3 separate regions of the Homo sapiens genome follow, and all the other regions are linked to region 3. A link is a loop called in an ENCODE intact Hi-C map of the cell type or tissue named here. Cell type or tissue: GM12878. All regions are shown on one strand. Links, peaks and the distances in the headings refer to the core of each region. The heading gives the core; the rest is flanking DNA.

Evidence for each region. A loop is a pair of places that touch in the nucleus more often than their neighbours do. Peaks named below come from ENCODE experiments on the same cell type or tissue, not always from the same donor. Only the 100,000 strongest peaks of a DNase experiment are listed, where the experiment ranks them.
Region 1: it touches region 3 in a loop (3-fold over the local background); 14 of 110 quality-filtered maps call a loop at or near these places.
Region 2: it touches region 3 in a loop (9-fold over the local background); 16 of 110 quality-filtered maps call a loop at or near these places.

Annotation. Positions count from the first base shown.
Region 1 is chr13:95,278,390-95,283,857 of GRCh38, reverse strand. All of the region lies in intron 1 of ABCC4 (ATP binding cassette subfamily C member 4 (PEL blood group)), which reads left to right. LOC124903192 (a long non-coding RNA gene) reads right to left here. Exons shown (of 2, transcript XR_007063838.1): 2 at 2,424-4,929. Among named protein-coding and RNA genes, the nearest start is that of ABCC4, 20 kb to the left of the region's middle. RefSeq lists an enhancer at 1,604-1,653. In GM12878, for the core only: no CTCF peak of the experiment used is centred there; a DNase peak (open chromatin) is centred at 2,788; H3K4me3 peaks cover 557 bases; H3K27ac peaks cover 2,995 bases.
Region 2 is chr13:94,672,257-94,677,724 of GRCh38, reverse strand. No RefSeq gene overlaps it. Among named protein-coding and RNA genes, the nearest start is that of LINC00391, 34 kb to the left of the region's middle. In GM12878, for the core only: a CTCF peak has its summit at 2,658 (motif pointing left); no DNase peak of the experiment used is centred there; H3K27me3 peaks cover 269 bases.
Region 3 is chr13:95,476,085-95,481,552 of GRCh38, reverse strand. CLDN10-AS1 (CLDN10 antisense RNA 1) reads left to right here. Exons shown (of 4, transcript NR_046533.1): 4 at 1,591-2,109. It also overlaps a transcript of CLDN10 not described here. Among named protein-coding and RNA genes, the nearest start is that of CLDN10-AS1, 55 kb to the left of the region's middle. RefSeq lists enhancers at 1,168-1,247, 2,586-2,945. In GM12878, for the core only: a CTCF peak has its summit at 2,851 (motif pointing right); DNase peaks (open chromatin) are centred at 1,242, 1,682 and 2,832; H3K4me3 peaks cover 553 bases; H3K27ac peaks cover 1,208 bases.

The DNA of each region.
Region 1 (5,468 bases), core at 235-5,234, 200 kb after region 3:
GACGAGATCTCGGCTCACGGCAACCTCTGCCTCCTGGGTTCAAGTGATTCTCCTGCCTCAGCCTCCCTAGTAGCTGGGATTACAGGTATGCACCACCACGCCCATAGAGACGGGGTTTCTCCATGTTGGCTAGGCTGGTCTTGAACTCCTGACCTCGGGTGATCCACCCACCTCGGCCTCCCAAAGTGCTGGGATTAGAGGTGTGAGCCACTGTGCCTGGCCCCCTCTCTTAATCTCTGCATTCTGCTGCCACTCAGCATGAGATGCTCTTCAGAAAAAATATCCTTCTGGCTGCAATATAAAGTTAGGGGAGGGCAGGAATGGAGGGAATGAGTTAGGAGCTAGCTACAGTCCTAGTTGCTTGGGAGGCTGAGATGGGGGCATTGCTTGAGCCCAGGAGTTCAAGGCTGCAGTGAGGTATCATTGCACCACTGCACTCCAGCCTGGGAGACAGCAAGACCCTGTCTCAAAAAAAAAAAAAAAAAAAAAAAAAAAACCACAGAAAAACTTCAAGGTGGCTCTAGGATTAGCAGCATCAGCAGCAGCCTGTGTTTTAATCAGTCCTCCAAGTGATTCTGATGCATGCTGATGTTTGAGACCCACTGCCACAGGACCAGTTTTTAAACTTTTTTTTTTTTTTTTGAGTTGGAGTCTTGCTCTGTTGCCCAGGCAGGAGTGCAGTGGCGCTATCTCAGCTCACTGCAGCCTCCGCCTCCCAGGTTCAAGCGATTCTCCTGCCCCAGCCTCCCAAGTAGCTGGGACTACAGGTGCGTGCCACCGCGCCAGGCTAATTTTTTGTATTTTTAGTAGAGATGGGGTTTCACTGTGTTGACCAGGATGGTCTTGATTCCTGACCTTGTGATCCACCTGCCTTGGGATCCCAAAGTGCTGGGATACAGGCTTGAGCCACTGTGCCTGGCCAGTTTTTAAACATTTTGATCACGTTCTACAAGTTTTACATATGTAATGACCAAGAGATATATTCTCTTTCTCTCTCTCACACATAACATATTTAACATACTTTAGGCTGGACACGGTGGCTCACACCTGTAATCCCAGCACTTTGGGAGGCCAAGGTGGGCAGATCACAAGGTCAGGAGTTTGAGAGCAGACTGGTCAACATGGTGAAACCCTGTCTCTACTAAAAATACAAAAATTAGCCAGGCATGATGGCGTGCACCTGTAATCCCAGCTACTCAGGAGGCTGAGGCAGGAGAATTGTTTGAACCCGGGAGGCAGAGGTTGCAGTGAGTCGAGATTGTGCCACTGCACTCCAGCCTGGGCGACAGAGCAAGACTCCTTCTCAAAAAAAATAAAAAATAAAAAAATAAAAGAAAAACATACTTTAGTAAAAGTTTCAAGAAACAGTGTCCTGTCTTAGGAAACATGTGACACACTGGTATTTTCGATTCTGTTTCATTAAACAAAGTGCTTTGAGACCTGTCAGAACCCCTGCTCTTGAGCAAATCAAGAAGGTTGCTGTGCTGCAAGGGTGCACTTCCAAAGCCACCTTCAGTGGGACTTTCCTGTCTTTGAAGAAGCCTTTCACTTCCAGAGCTTGACCCAGGGAGTCCTTGTTTCTCTAAGTCTGGACCTGCTCCTTTATCACCCATATTACGGGCTGAATTATGTCCCCCCAAAGTTCGCATGTTGGAGTCCTGATCTCTAGTACTTCAGAATGTGATTGTATTTGAAGACGGGGATTTTTTTTTTTTTTTTTTAAGATGGAGTCTCTCTCTGTTGCCCAGGCTGGAGTGCAGTGGCTCTGTTGTCCAGGCTGGAGTACAGTGGTGTGATCTCAGCCCACTGCAACCTCCACCCCTCCCAGGTTCAAGCAATTCTCCTGCCTCAGCCTGACGAGTAGCTGGGACTACCGGTGCGTGCTACCACATCCGGGTAATTTTTGTATTTTTAGTAGAGACGGGGTTTTGCCATGTTGGCCAGCCTGGTCTCGAACTCCTAACCTCAGGTGATCTGCCCTCCTTGGCCTCCCAAAGTGCTGGGATTACAGGTGTGAGCCATAGTGCCTGGCCTGATTGTGATTTTTTTTTTATGGCAGCCTGAGCAGACTATATTACAGCCCACAAGCCTCACAAAGATATTGCCTGGAGTTAGTGCCACTGGTTGTCATTTTCCAGAGCTGCTTTGTAGGGCAGTAATGTGTCCTCTGTTAGACTGAACTCGCCAAGGAGTTTGACCCTCTATTCCACCTGCTTATTATAGAACTACTCCCTCTTTTCCTCATATTTCTTGGGTTGAGTTTGGGTAAGATTACTAAAATTCTTCAGATGTGGAACCAATCTTCATAAACACTTCAGAATACTTTGCTTCCTTCTGAATTACTACAGACAAGCAGTCTGGGAGGTCCAAGTCTGTATAATTATTGTTCTTAACATTCTGTCACTCATTATTGTTGGTGTTCGTTTCTCAATGCCAGATGAGGTGTGTCTTGGGCAAAAGCCTGTCCAGTGTAAGCTGTTCTGTTCTTTCAGGCAGAATCACTCAGACTTATGCTCTCAACTTTCTCTCTCTCTTTTTTTTTTTTTTTTTTTTTTTTTGAGAGAGTCTCTGTCGCCCAGGAGTGCAGTGGTGTGATCTTGGCTCACTGCAACGTCCACCTCCCAGATTCAAGTGATTCCCCTGCCTCAGCCTCCCAAGTAGCTGGGATTACAGGCTTGCACCACCACACCCAGCTAATTTTTGTATTTTTAGTAGAGATGGGGTTTCACCATGTTGCCACAGTGCCTGGCCTGAACTTTCTCTTTTACAGCCACATGCAAATTACCTGAACTATCTGGCTTTTGGGAAAACCCTGTGCAAGTTCTTAGCATCCAGTATTAAAAGAAAAGAGATGGCTCTGTTCTCTTAGCAACTCAAAATCCTCTTCCTTCTCCCCCTTTAAAATATAATGTAGTCCTTGTTTTTCCTTAAAATAAATATTTTAAAGAGAAAATTGGTCCATTTGAAGAAGCCAAAATAGGATCTCTTCCCCTCTCCTTGTTGCTGTCTCTCTCGAGTGGATTTTGGTCATTTCTGCTAAGTTTGCCCAGAAAATAGGCTGAAGTCTGTGGAAGGGAAATTCCACAAAGCTGCCTCATGTCCACAGTTCCTCGGGAGGAATTCCTTTCCTGTAAGGAGGAGGCACATTTTCTGAGAGTCCCTTCCAGGAAGGATGAGGTGCAGCAGGAAGGAATCCCACAGAGAGCCGTCTCACAGACACAGAAAAGGGAAGGAATTGCCTTTGACTTCTGGGAATTGGATGGTTTTTTTTTTTTTTTTTTTTTTAATAGAAGGCAAAACAGCAAATGGCAGCTACTAGTGACTGACTATATCAGGTTTTGGAAAAGTGGGCAGTGAGGGTTTTGTTGATTGGATTGAACTCTGCTTGGCAAACCATAGATGACCCTGAGTAAGCCTTAGGCCTTTTTTTTTTTTTTTTTTGAGATGGAGTCTCACTCTGTCACCCAGGCTGGAGTGCAGTGTCATGATCTTGGCGTACCACAACCTCTGCCTCCTGGGTTCAAGTGATCCTCCTACCTCAGCCTCCTGAGTAGCTGGGATTACAGGCACCTGCCACCACACCTGGTTAATTTTTTGTATTGTTAGTAGAGATGGGGTTTCACTATGTTGGTCAGGGTGGTCTCGAACTCCTGATTACAAGTGATTCACCTGCCTTGGCCTCCCGAGCCTTAGCCCTTTTGATTCCCTGACATCAAATGCTACTTCTCTTGGATAGTTATACTGTGAGAAGTTGGTGACGGGCAAAACGGGAGCCCAGGCCAGTGTCAGAAACTCACCCAGAGTCGCAGGGACAAAGCTGTTGTGTGGGTTCTTCCCTGTGAGAATCTTAAGGATGGAAATGGTGAGCACAAACCTTGGCATTTAAGGACCGACAATGCTGAGATGTTGTGGTGGGTCCTTGAGTAGGGCTCAAGTGTCCTTCCAGGGTGGTGGTCCCAGGGAATTGGGCCAGAAACAAGGCCACCCAGTCTCAGCTCTGTTGTTCCTGGGGGGCCCTGTGGCTCCAGGAGCTCGTGAACATGGCGAACCCCACTTCCCCATCCCCTTTCTGCCTTCTCTTCTGTTCTCTTGACAGTCTCTGTTTTCTACCCACTGGGGTCAGCAAATCAGCCCCTTTTACCGGTTTCCACAAAAATCCACAAAAAGCACTGTGAGGACTTGGGGATTTCTTGAAGATTTGGGTTGAGGTATTTCAGGAGGGCCTTGCCTCGCCCCTTTCCACTCCATCTTCCTCTCTGCTCCCCACTTCTCTGGAATAAGAGGTACTGCCCTCCTTATTTCAGCGCTGTCATTCTGATCACTCTAGGACCGGTTGAGACTTTTTCGTGAACAGTTTCCTACCTTTTTAGGCAACCATCTGTAAGACAAGGTAGAATGCTACCATAACCATGATTAACATTTGCAAACACTCTGCCACAGTGCAGCCACTTTCTTTGTCTCCAGCTGAAGAAATTGAGGTGCACAGAGGTTAAATTTGATGCTCAAAGCAATACAACTAGAAAATATAGGAGGCTGGGCTGCCTGATTGATTCCCAGCTTAGAGATTGAAAGTCACATGCGAAGCGCTTTAGCAGATAGAGAAGGGGGAGTCATACTCCAGTGTGCATTTTAGTTTGTGCTTTTCTGTCCTTGAATTAAGAAGTGTGACGTGTGCCTCCAACAGCATAGCATGCTACAGAAATGGATTTCTTTTCCTGGGGTTGATAATCTGCTGGCCAAATCTTTATCTCTGTAGTATCCTGTGTTTCCTGGTGCATTTTAGCATTTGGTTAAATTGTAGGGAAAAGGGTTTGTGTTCTTTATATCTGGATTGTCTATTAGATCACGTTTTTTTGTGTTGTTATTTGCGTCTTTTTTTTTCCTGGAAGGAAGTGATTGGCTGTAACAGTTTCTCTCCCACTCCGGTCTCTGAGGAAGGAAAAAAAAAATACCTTGGTTTCATATGAAATTAGACTAATAGAATTTCTAATTATCTGAGTTCATTGAGTTGTTGTCAGTCTGTGTTTTTTTTTTTTTTTTTTTTTTTTTTTCCGAGACAGGGTCTTGCTCTGTCTCTCAGGCTGGAGTATAAGTGGTGCGATCATAGCTCACTGCAGCCTCAACCTCCCTGTGCTCGGGCTCAGGTGATCCTCCCACCTCAGCTTCCTGAGTAGCTGGGACTATAGGCATGCACCACCATGCCTGGCTAATTTTTGTTTTTGTTTTGTAGAGGCAGGGTTTTACCATGTTGCACAGGCTGCTTTCAAACTCCCTGGCTCATGCAATCCACCCACCTCAGCCTCCCAATGTGTTGGGATTATAGGCGTGAGCCACCGCCCCTTGCCTCTCTGTCTGGGCTTGGTCCTCCTGGGAACCTCTGCCTTGATCACCCATCTAGAAGAATGGAGGACCTCTGCCGTTTCAGTCATCCTTTTCACCTGTACCAGTTGGCCCAGGAGAATCCTGGT
Region 2 (5,468 bases), core at 374-5,373, 800 kb after region 3:
TATTTCCCCACAGTTTTTGTAGACTCCACGAAAACCAGTCTAACCACACCATTCACCCACGTGGAATGGTTTCTCCAGGTCTACTGAGATTTGTGTGTATTCCTTGAGGCCCACGTGAAGTCCTTCCGCCTTTTGTGAGGCTTTTTCTCTGGGCAACTGTGTCCTCCTTAGAGCTCCCAGAATACTCAGTGTTCTTTACCACGGTCTGTCATTATTTAGTTTTTGAAGTACTTGTGTTTTCTGCCTACTAAACTGTGTCTTGAGATCAGATACATCTTTATATCTCCCTCTCATTATAATCACCACTACCACACCCTGACAACCATCCCAATAAATTACAATTATGATGTGATCTGGTTATATGATGTTTGGGGTTTGATAGCCAAAGAAAATAACTGTTGTAATATGTCCATTGTGATTCTTTTTATTTGGGACAACTGATATGGGCAATTGGAATGCTATATTATGAAGGGAATTATTTGGTGAATGCATACTCAGTTGAATTTAGCCAATCCCAAAGAAATATAGTTAAAGAAGAAGTGCTGGGGAAAATCATTTGTAGGGAAAGATTGCAATACTCTACACTCCTAAGGACTATGGAATACAATGGAGAAAACCCTTGTGCACAGCTGTAGAATAGTAGAGAGGTTAAAGGGAAAGTGGACACAATTGTGTTACTAAGTTACCATTTCCTTTTAAATTCAGAAATGTGTACCTCTGCCCTCTTTGCATTTATGTTAGACCCACATTGGAGTAAGGCACACAACACCAGGATGGAGAAGCATCAGACGGCTGTCATGATTCTCTTTTGTCTTTTGGTTCTGATTAGATATAGGTACCTCAAACTGAGGAGGACTTAATGGATAAAGAACAAAACCAAACCAGCAAGTGTCTTCCCTTCTCTGTGCTAGCCAAGAGTGCATTTCACTTCAAGGGCCTTGGACCTTATAGTGCACTTCAACTCACTGTATCCCTGCATCTCTAAGATCCTGCAGGAGTTAAGTGCTCTCCTGGTTCCCATGGCATCCTGAGATCAGGCACCCATAATCTCATGTGCTCTGATCATGGGAGTAAGAATCTTCCTTAGGGTCATTTGTGTACAGAATGCCTCCTTTCTCCACTTTCCTCCCACTTGCTGGGGAAGAGCTGTCAGGAAACAGACTTCATAAGAAAGCAACATCCAGTGGTTGGAGATGCTGGATTTTTTTTCATTTTCCTTTCCTTTTTTTTCATTTTTGTTTTTGGTCTTAAAACACATTTTCCCCCACCGGGAAACAGGAATCTGGGCCACGTGTGCATTGGCATTGTCTCTGGAAGCCAGAGGTACAAACAATCACATCTACAGTTACCACACCCCTGGGCACCAGCTAGAGGTCTTCTCATGTTGTCAATGTCCCTACTGCACAGCTGTCATCTGAGGAGTCCCCAAGAACTAGCTGATGCTCTCCAACCTGCTTATATCATCTTTCCCAAAGGGTCCTCTGCAACAGGCTTTTCTTTGTTTCTCCCAGTAAAACATTAAAACAGTATTTCAGTCAATGAGATCTGAGGTCACACTATGTGTGCAAGACACCCAGAAGACATCATTTTTAAAAACTCAGATTCATTTGGAGCCAGTGAACTCACATTCACATGACTTGAGGTTGTCTTCAGGTTAAGGTGACATATAAACACTTATGAATTACAAATTATTAATATAGTATGTTACTGAAGGAAGTAATCTGAGTTCAAAGTTGCCCTAAAAGTGTTAAAGTTGAGGAAAATATTGATGCAGATGAAAGAAAATAGAGAAACATGGTATATAAAAACACATGGAGCTGAGTTGGAGTAATTTCTTCAATAAGGATGGGAGTTTAAGAGAATTCTGAATGGAAGTTCCTTTTCCCATCAGGCTTGAAACACAAATTTAGTCTAATGCATCGTTGCATCCATGTCAAACAGCTTAGTGCCAGGCATAGAGTAGGTGTGCAATAAATGTCTCACCTACAATTGGTGCATGAAAAATTAAGTGTTGCAAGATCAAATATATCAAATAAAAATTAGCATATTTCTAACCTTCCTCTATTTTGGTTTAAAATTTTTTATCTTCTTGACTTTTTGACAGGGCTGAGCGGCCAAATGTAAAGGCAGGCCTGTGTTGATTATTATTTATTGCACACCTGTAATGGTCTACTTGGCACATGAGGGTTGTGAGAATCAGATGAGAGGCCATGTTATTGCCTAAGAAAGATAATACAACCAAAGCATGTTTAAAAGCTTTTTGCTATTGGATGGACACTAAGGTCTTCAGAGAAAAGATAAGGGCATCTTCTAAATCACTCATGTGCTATAGATAACGTCTTTATTTAAAAAGTTCAATTTTCCCAAGGTTTTTCCCTCCAGGTCAAAATAACAGTTGCCCTTTCTTGCCTGGATACCTTGCATAACGTACCTTCCAGACTAAAGAGGTAACTGTAATAATTTCCCTCCCCTTGGAAGGGCATATATAGCACAGACCAGAAATATGACTGGAACAACCATTCTTTAGAGAGGAGAAAATATGGAGGCCTTGCTCTCTGTGTGATGCTGGAGGTCTCCACAGTAGCAGCGTGCTAATTGGTGAACTGTGCACCTGCAGATAGCGGGGCAACTCTCTTTGTGACCTCTAGGCACAGGAGCGCCACCTAGTGAGGAAATCCCACTTCAAAACTTTCCAAGCAAAACCACCCCTACTTTATTCATTTCACTTTTCCTTGAAAAATAATTCTTTTAAGCTCACACAAACATGCTTATAATTTTAAATATTTTAATAAAGAATCCTAACTTCAGAGTAAAAATACTAGAGCTAGTCAAATACATTGTGAATCAGGAAATTCACTTTGTATTACTAACAATTTCTTTCAAATTTCTTTTCACCCATGTGTATTTTCAAAAATGCTGATAGGGTATTTTGAAATATAAAGAAAACCTTCAAAACTCTGGAAGAAAATAAAAGAGGCATGGAAGAGGGGTTGGGAATAGAGTGGAGAGAAACAGAAACAAGACTTCATTATATGTCATATATTGCTTGTTTATTTTTGAACTGTGTGAATGTACTGCTAATAAAAAAATTAAGTTAAAACAGAGAAGACAGCACGTATTCATGTTGCAAGTAGTCATTCCATTTCAGCAAAAACAATATCACCAGTCACATTAAATTTATTTGACAGTTTGCAAAGAAAATGCATCCTTCCCATGAGATTCAAGAATTATCTCCAATTACTTATCTGCTAAATGTAGATGGGTACATATAAAAAGTTGATCTCTCTCTCTCTCTCTCATCCCTCTCTCTCTCCTTTCTCTCTCTCTCTCTCTCACACACACACACACACACACACACACTTCCTCTGAGTTTCTTACATCTGACACAAGCAGATATCTCAGCTATTGATTTTTTTAAAAAAATACTTAAGTCAATGGTACTCAACTTCCTTGGACAAGCTCTGTCAAGTGTTTTACCTAATTTTACCCTTGGACATACTAACTAAAAAAAAAACAATGGATGTTAAAAGTTACAAAGCGAAGTTCAAAGGACATGTCTTTCAGGTTGCCCACAACTGCTGAAGGCAGGCTCCCATTTATCTTCTGCTACTTAGAACTTGTGCAAAATGTGGCTTATTGTCATGACAAAGACACAAACTCAGAAACTGTCAGGCCAGGCCTTGTCAGCGTTCCTGAGATGCCAGGCCACCCGTCAGTGTGTCTGGGAGGGGCAGACCACAGTCATGCCTTCCAGCACACCTCACAAGGTTTGATAATTTGCTTTGAGGTTATTTTATAAAAAGCCAAACTGTCTACTTAAAAAATGTGAAGATGAACGTGTTGTTTTGAAGATTTTTTTTTGCCTCTATTTGCGGTTGAATTTTTTCTGTCCAGAGATCATTTTACGATTAGCTAAAAGACCCTAAAGGCTCCAAAATTGTTTTTATAAAATGGGAAGAAAGCAATATTCAAGAAATTAGGCAACTTTTGCTAAGTAAGCAAATGCACTTTTTTTCGAGTTTGTTTTGGAATTTTGAATCAGATTGCCAGTGAATAAAAGCCATACTATCACTGCATTTTACTGTGATTTGCTTTTGGTATGAATATTTGGAAAAATATTGCCTTTGTGCCACATTTAAAGCATTATAATGGAAAATAAAAGAACAGGTTTGGGATTTTGCATATAAACTGCAGATTGTGGCCTGAACATAATCTAATCTTAACAGTATATGTTGCTGTACCTACTGCCAAGTGTAAGTACCATCTTCTGTTACATATATATAAATAAAAACTATAGGCCAGGCGCGATGGCTCATGCCTGTAATCCCAGCACTTTGAGAGGCCGGGGCAGGTGGATCATGAGGTCAGGAGATCGAGACCATCCTGGCTAACACGGTGAAACCCCGTCTCTACTAAAAAATACAAAAAATTAGCCGGGCCTGGTGGTGGGTGCCTGAAGTCCCAGCTACTCAGGAGGCTGAGGCAGGAGAATGGCGTGAACCCGGGAGGCGGAGCTTGCAGTGAGCCGAGATCGAGCCACTGCACTCCAGCCTGGGCGACAGAGCGAGACTCTGTCTCAAAAAAAAAAAAAAAAAAAAAACTATAGAGAATAGTAAAAAATAACTTCAGCAATTATTATATGACATGTTTCAACAATTTTTCTTTACTAATATTCCCTTAAAGTATTAGATTAAATACAGGCTGATAGCTAAAAACAAGAGAATTGAAGTAAAGGTGTGTTGAGACTTTTTAGATACATACATTTCTACCTCTCACTGTATAAGCTTGTGGTTTTAATTAAATGCTATAAAATAGAGTAGAATCAATGACAAGGCCATTATTCCGTAAAAATGGACTAGATTTGAGAGTGTTATTTATCTGACAATTGGTTTTGACATTATAAAAAAAGGGGAAAGTATGTACTATTACAACTGTTTAATAATATCTGGATTATAACTCTAGTCACATAGTTGCAAAGCTAAAAAGAGGTGAAACTGAACCATTCTCTAGTAAACTCATGCCAATATCCCATCTAAACTGTTGTACAATCATCCTCTTTATTTCATATCTGACTGTTCTGAAATTGTTCTTAGAGCAACGACTGTGATCCAACATTTAGTAATGGATCACTTAAGTAGAACATGTCCCTGCCCCACAAATCAGTCAGAATTTGATACTGGATTCTCAACTAGAAACTACTCATATTGCTAGAGCTATAAGCAATATGAAAAAAATCTTCGTTTTTGTATATACATGATTCTCAAGTTATTATTTTCTCTAAAAGTATTATCCATTTTGGTTGCTTAGTTCTTTATAGCTGAGAAAGAGTCTAGCATTCTTTTGGGGCTTTTTGAGACACTGTTGCCCAGGCTGGAGAGCAGTGGTACAACCTCAGTACAACCTGCAGCCTCAACTTCCTGGGTTCAAGCAATCCTCCCACCTCAGCCTCCCAAGTAGCTGGAACTACA
Region 3 (5,468 bases), core at 347-5,346:
ACAGAAACCACATGGCCCTCAGAGACTAAAAGTTTACTACCTGGTACTGACCCCTGCTTTACAGCTTTGCTGCTTCATTCTGTGGTCTGAAGACCAGCCTCACCAGCTTTACCTGGGAGGCTGTTAGAAACGCAGAATCTTGGTCCCTGCCCTAGACCTACTGATTCAGATCCCAGGAAATTTCTATTCCCATGAATGTTGGAGAAATGTCAGCTTAGAGGGTTCTGCCCCGGCCATCCTCTGCTGCCCTTCCCCTCAGTGCAGGCAAGGTCCGCACTGAGTCACAGATTTAACATTATAGTTAGTCATAAATGTTTTAAAATTATGAGTCTGCAAGGTCAAGGGCATGCGTCCTCCTGGAAACTCTTCCCCATCTAGGCCATGCTCTGAGTGCCTGGGAATTTTCTGCCTCCAGGGTCAATGCCAGCTTCCTCTCTGGGGTCCATTCTAGCCCAATAGGTGGTCAAGATGCAGCTGTTACAGGGTGGACGGAGAGTGCCTGTGCTTGAATTTATGGATGGTGTGTCCTCTTGCTCAAGAAGCAAGTTCCTCATGGCATAAAGTGGGAAGACAAAGGGGAAGGATGGCAGCTGGGGGTTAGCTCTTGCTGTCCCATTACCTTCTGGCTTGGGCTATAGAGCCCAGGAATTCTAGCCTGCCATGTAGTTATGTATATATATTTGACAGTTTATTCACTTGATAGATAACTTCTAAGTATTTCAACATAGCTTATGGGCCTTCATTGGTACTCTTGAATGTGAATAGCGTGTCTATTGAATATTTCTCAACGTGTGTTCTGAGGACCCCATGCAGCAGAATTCACGTGGGTTGTTTGCTTAAAATGCAAATTCCTGGGTCCCGTTTTTGATTATCCTGAATCAGAATTTTTGAGGGTGGAGCCAAGGGATCTGCATTCTAACAAGTTTCCCAGTGGTTCTGGTTCACACCAGAGTTTTAGGAACTCTTGAAACTGGGGTAGGGTGGACAGGAGCTGGCTCCCAGTGGGCAGGAGCTTCAGGGGAGAAGAAAAGGAACCAGCCAGCTCAGGGGACCACAATGGCTGCCAGCTTCAGACGCTTCCTATTTCTCTCATTATCTCTCTTCCGCATCTGGCCTGAGCCCAGCTCTGGGTGTGAGCTGTGGAGAGAGGTTTTCTGCCAGGATTGGGCAAGGGCATTCTCCTCTAATACAGGGCCTTCAGAGACTGCTCTACCGAAGGAAGTGTCTGAGTCAATGTGAAACTGGAAAGAAGAGAGATATGGTTTGGCTGTGACCCCACTCAAATCTCATTTTGAATTATAGCTCCTACAATTCCCATGTGTCGTGGGAGGGACCCGGTGGGAGGTAATTGAATCATGGGGGCGGGTCATTCCCATGCTGTTTTTGTGATCGTGAGTCTCACAAGATCTGATGGTTCTATAAGAAGGAGCTCCCCCGCACAAGTTTTCTCTTCCCTGCCACCATGTAGGATGTGACGTTCCTCCTTCACCTTCCACCATGATTGTGAGGCCTCCCTAGCCATGTGGAACTGTGAGTCCATTAAACCTCCTTCCTTTATAAATTCCCCAGTCTTGGGTATGTCTTTATTAGCAGTGTGAAGATGGACTAATACAAAGAGGAACTAGGGGAGCTTGGAGGAACCAGAGACTCAATCAGGGATTCAAGTGAAGTCTCTGTTGCAAACCCTTGAGCAGGTGAGAACCCCTGGACTCTTGCAGGGGATGTGGGAGGAGCTGTACATACAGACAGTGCTGTCCAGCCAATGTGGGTTCAAACCCTGCATCTGTCACTGGCTATGTGACCTTGATCAAGTTCCTTAAGGTCTCCAGGTTTGTTTTCTTATCTGTAAGATGAGAATCCTCTTCTGCAAACCATGTCTGTTTAAAATATGTGCTTATTTTGAAAGTGATGTAGCAACATTTTCTCTAGTTAATGTTCTTTCTCCCTCATAATTTTAAAACATTTATTCATGACTATAATGTTAAGTCTGTGACTTTATTTTTGCTAAATGTCCATCTCAGAGAAGAATATGACTTTATATAGCGAAGTATTTTTTAAAAAATAGCCTTAGTAATGCATATTTGCAATAAAAATATTTGACAATCCTAATACCTTCAGGCTTGTCATTGGAATGAAATGTGATAATTAAGTAAAACCCATTCTTGCTACAAAGATTTAAGTGGTGGCCACTTTTTTTCCCCCCGAGATGGAGTCTTGCTCTGTCACCCAGACTGGAGTGCAGTGGTGTGATCTCAGGTCACTGCAACCTCTGCCTCCCAGGTTCAAGCAATTTTCCCTGCCTCAGCCTCCCAAGTAGTTGGGATTACAGGCACCCGCCACCACACCCGGCTAATTTTTATATTTTTAGTAGAGATACGGTTTCACCATGTTGACCAGGCTGTTCTTGAACTCCTGACCTCGTGATCTGCCTGCCTCGGCCTCCCAAAGTGCTGGGATTACAGGCATGAGCCACTGCACCCGGCCGGTGGCCACTATTTATTAGGAAGCTTGTTATCTTCTACCACTGCACCTGCTGATGATTGCTCTCACAGGCACTTAACCACTGGCTAATAAAATGAAAGTTCCTTAAACCTTACGCACAGGAAGCCACTTAGGCTGCAGTTGCAGCCCTGTGCCAGGGCAGTGCTTGGCCAGTGACCTATAACTCCCTGAGGCTCCTTGTGAGGGAGCAACTCCTGAAGTCACATGGCGAAGATGCTCACAGGACATGATTCTTAGGATGATCCCACCTGTCGAGACCACAGGCTGTAACTCACTGTCACAAGTTAGTGATGAACGCGGAACCTTAATGAAACCGCCAGCGACAGCTGTGCCATACTGCAAGTCACCACTAGGGGGAAGCAGAATACAAGCATCCGGGTAAGAACCAACGAAGCGCTGAGGAACGTGGCCCAGGAAGCCAAATGGGGATGGGAGGGGAGAAGGATCCTAGGCGCACCCTCCCTGTTCACCCCACCCACCGGGCAGACCTGCACACTCCTGGTCTTGCTCTCAAACCATCTGATTCCTCTGTTTCTCTGTTCTCTGGTCCTGGTACAGCACATTATATCTTCCGTATGGCAAAGGCCAGTGGTTCTCTAACATGGCTGTATGTTTAAATCACCTGGGGAGTTCTGTAAACGCTCTACATCCTGGCCTTATCTCAATTAAATCTGAATCTCCAGTGTTTGGAAGCAGGGATCAGTGCTTTTTATATTTATTTATTTACTTGCTTATTTATTTTTGAGACAGAGTCTCACTCTGTTGTCCAGGCTGGAGTGCAGTGGTGCGATCTTGGCTCACTGCAACCTCAGCTCCCTGGGCTCAAGCGATTCTCATGCCTCAGCCTCCCAAGTAGCTGGGACTACAGGCATGCACCACCATGTCCAGCTATTTTTTTTTTCTATTTTAGTTGATATGGTGTTTTGCCATGTTGGCCAGGCTGGTCTTGAACTTCTGACTCAAGTGATCTGCCAGCCTCAGCCTCCCAAAGTGCTGGAATTATAGGCATGAGCCACTGTGCCTGGCCTCCAGAGCTTTTTAAAACACAACAGGTGATTCCAATTTGCAGCCAATTTTGAGAACCACTGTTTTAGGCAAAAGATCTCATTTCTTTTCACATGAAAGCTGGCTTTCATTGTTAGAGGACTCCTCCAAGAAGCCTCCCTAACGAACCACACGTTTTCCTCCTCCTCCTCCATCTGTCCACGGGCCTGTCTGCAGCTGATGCCAGTACTTATCATGGCTTAAGATACATATGGGTTACCTGAGGGTGTTGCAGATTCAGATTCGTTCAGTCTGGGGTGAGGGGTTGAGACGCTGCCTCTCTAAGTCCCAGGTGCTGCTGGTCCACAGACCATCCACAGTAGGGTTGGCAGGACATCAACCTGTGTTTCCGCATGTGCACCTTTGCAGTTGTTCTCTGTTTTGCATTCCTTTTCTGCTTCTGTATTAACCATGTTTCTCCTTTCTGTAAACCTGATGCTTTAACATCTGCCCCGCGTGCATCTGCAGGACACACCTTGCTCTGTGCAACCCAATAATATGTCTCCCTCACTGTCCCCCTCCCCCTGGAAGGAGTCCTCCGGGTGATATGCTTTTCAAATGAAAACCAACCCAGAGCTCGCATCCCAACCAATTCCCTTATCTGGCTCTCACACTCCAGGCCACTATCCCCCTGCCCTAATCACCCAGGACCAGGTATCTGACAAATAGGAACAGCCTGTATGCCCCAGAGCCTGCTGAAATGATTTAAACTAGCCAGTCCTGAGCTAGCTAACCCTGCCTTGCCCACTCTTTCCTGTGGAAACCATAATAAGGGCTCTGGCCACGTTCTCTTCTCCCTCTGCCTCTTGACCAGCCCTCGTGCTGCCCCGGGTGTCCCTGCATGGCGTGGCGTGCCCACTTCTCTTAGATCTGAGAGTAAGAAACTCTCTCTTCAGTGAGAGTCATCATCTGATCTATTGGCCTCACCAAAGCTGAATAAAATTAAAACCTATTAGAGCAACTCCCCTGCTAGGAGGAGAGGCGTGGCTGGTTCCCAACTTGTCTGCATCCCGCCTCTCCTCCCAGTCTTGCTTGGGTCCCTGCTATGCTGCTCATGGTATGAACACAAGACCCTGTACACACACAGAAAAGAGCACAATCAGTGACTGTTGAATGAATAAGTGAACAAATGTAGGGAGAAAAATTCTGAACTTGGAGACCTGGCTCTGCCACTAACAGCTGTGAGAGATTGTGAAGGTGCCCCCGAGACTCAGTGACTTCATCTGTCCTGTTATTTCATAGTGAGGCCACCTGAGCAATATGTGTTAAAGCCCCTTTTCATCCACATGGTAGCATCCTCCTTTCTCTCTCCATCTCCTACTTGTCACTGGTGTTCAGGGTTCCAGCCTTGCCCTTCACACACTGCCTGGGAGGTCCCATCTGTTTCTGAGTCTTTGAATCTTCACCCACAGCTGCTATGGTCTGAATATCTGTGTCCCTCCAAAATTCACACGTTGAAATCCAAATGCCCAAGGTGATGGCGTTGGGAGGTGGGGCCTTCGGGAGGTGATTAGATCTTGAGGGTGGAGCCCCCATTAATGGGATTAGTGCCCTTATACAGAAGGCTCCGGAGAGCTGCCTCACTTCTGCCACCACGTGAGGACACAGAGAGAAGACTCACCTGTGAATCAGAAAGCAGCCCTCACCGGACACCAAATCCATCAGCACCTTGACCTTGGACTTACTTCCCACCCTCCAGAACCGTGGGAAATACATTTCTGTTGTCTATGAGTTACCCGATCTAAGGCATTTTGTTATAGCAGCCTGAACAGACTAAGACACCAGCTCAGGCTCCCCTCTTGAGCTCCACACACGTCTAACCAAATGCCGACAATCCATCTCTATCCTGTCAACCTGCCTGTAAGTCATATTTGACACATTCAAAATCGAGTTTATCATGCCTTTGCGCCTCCCAAACCAGC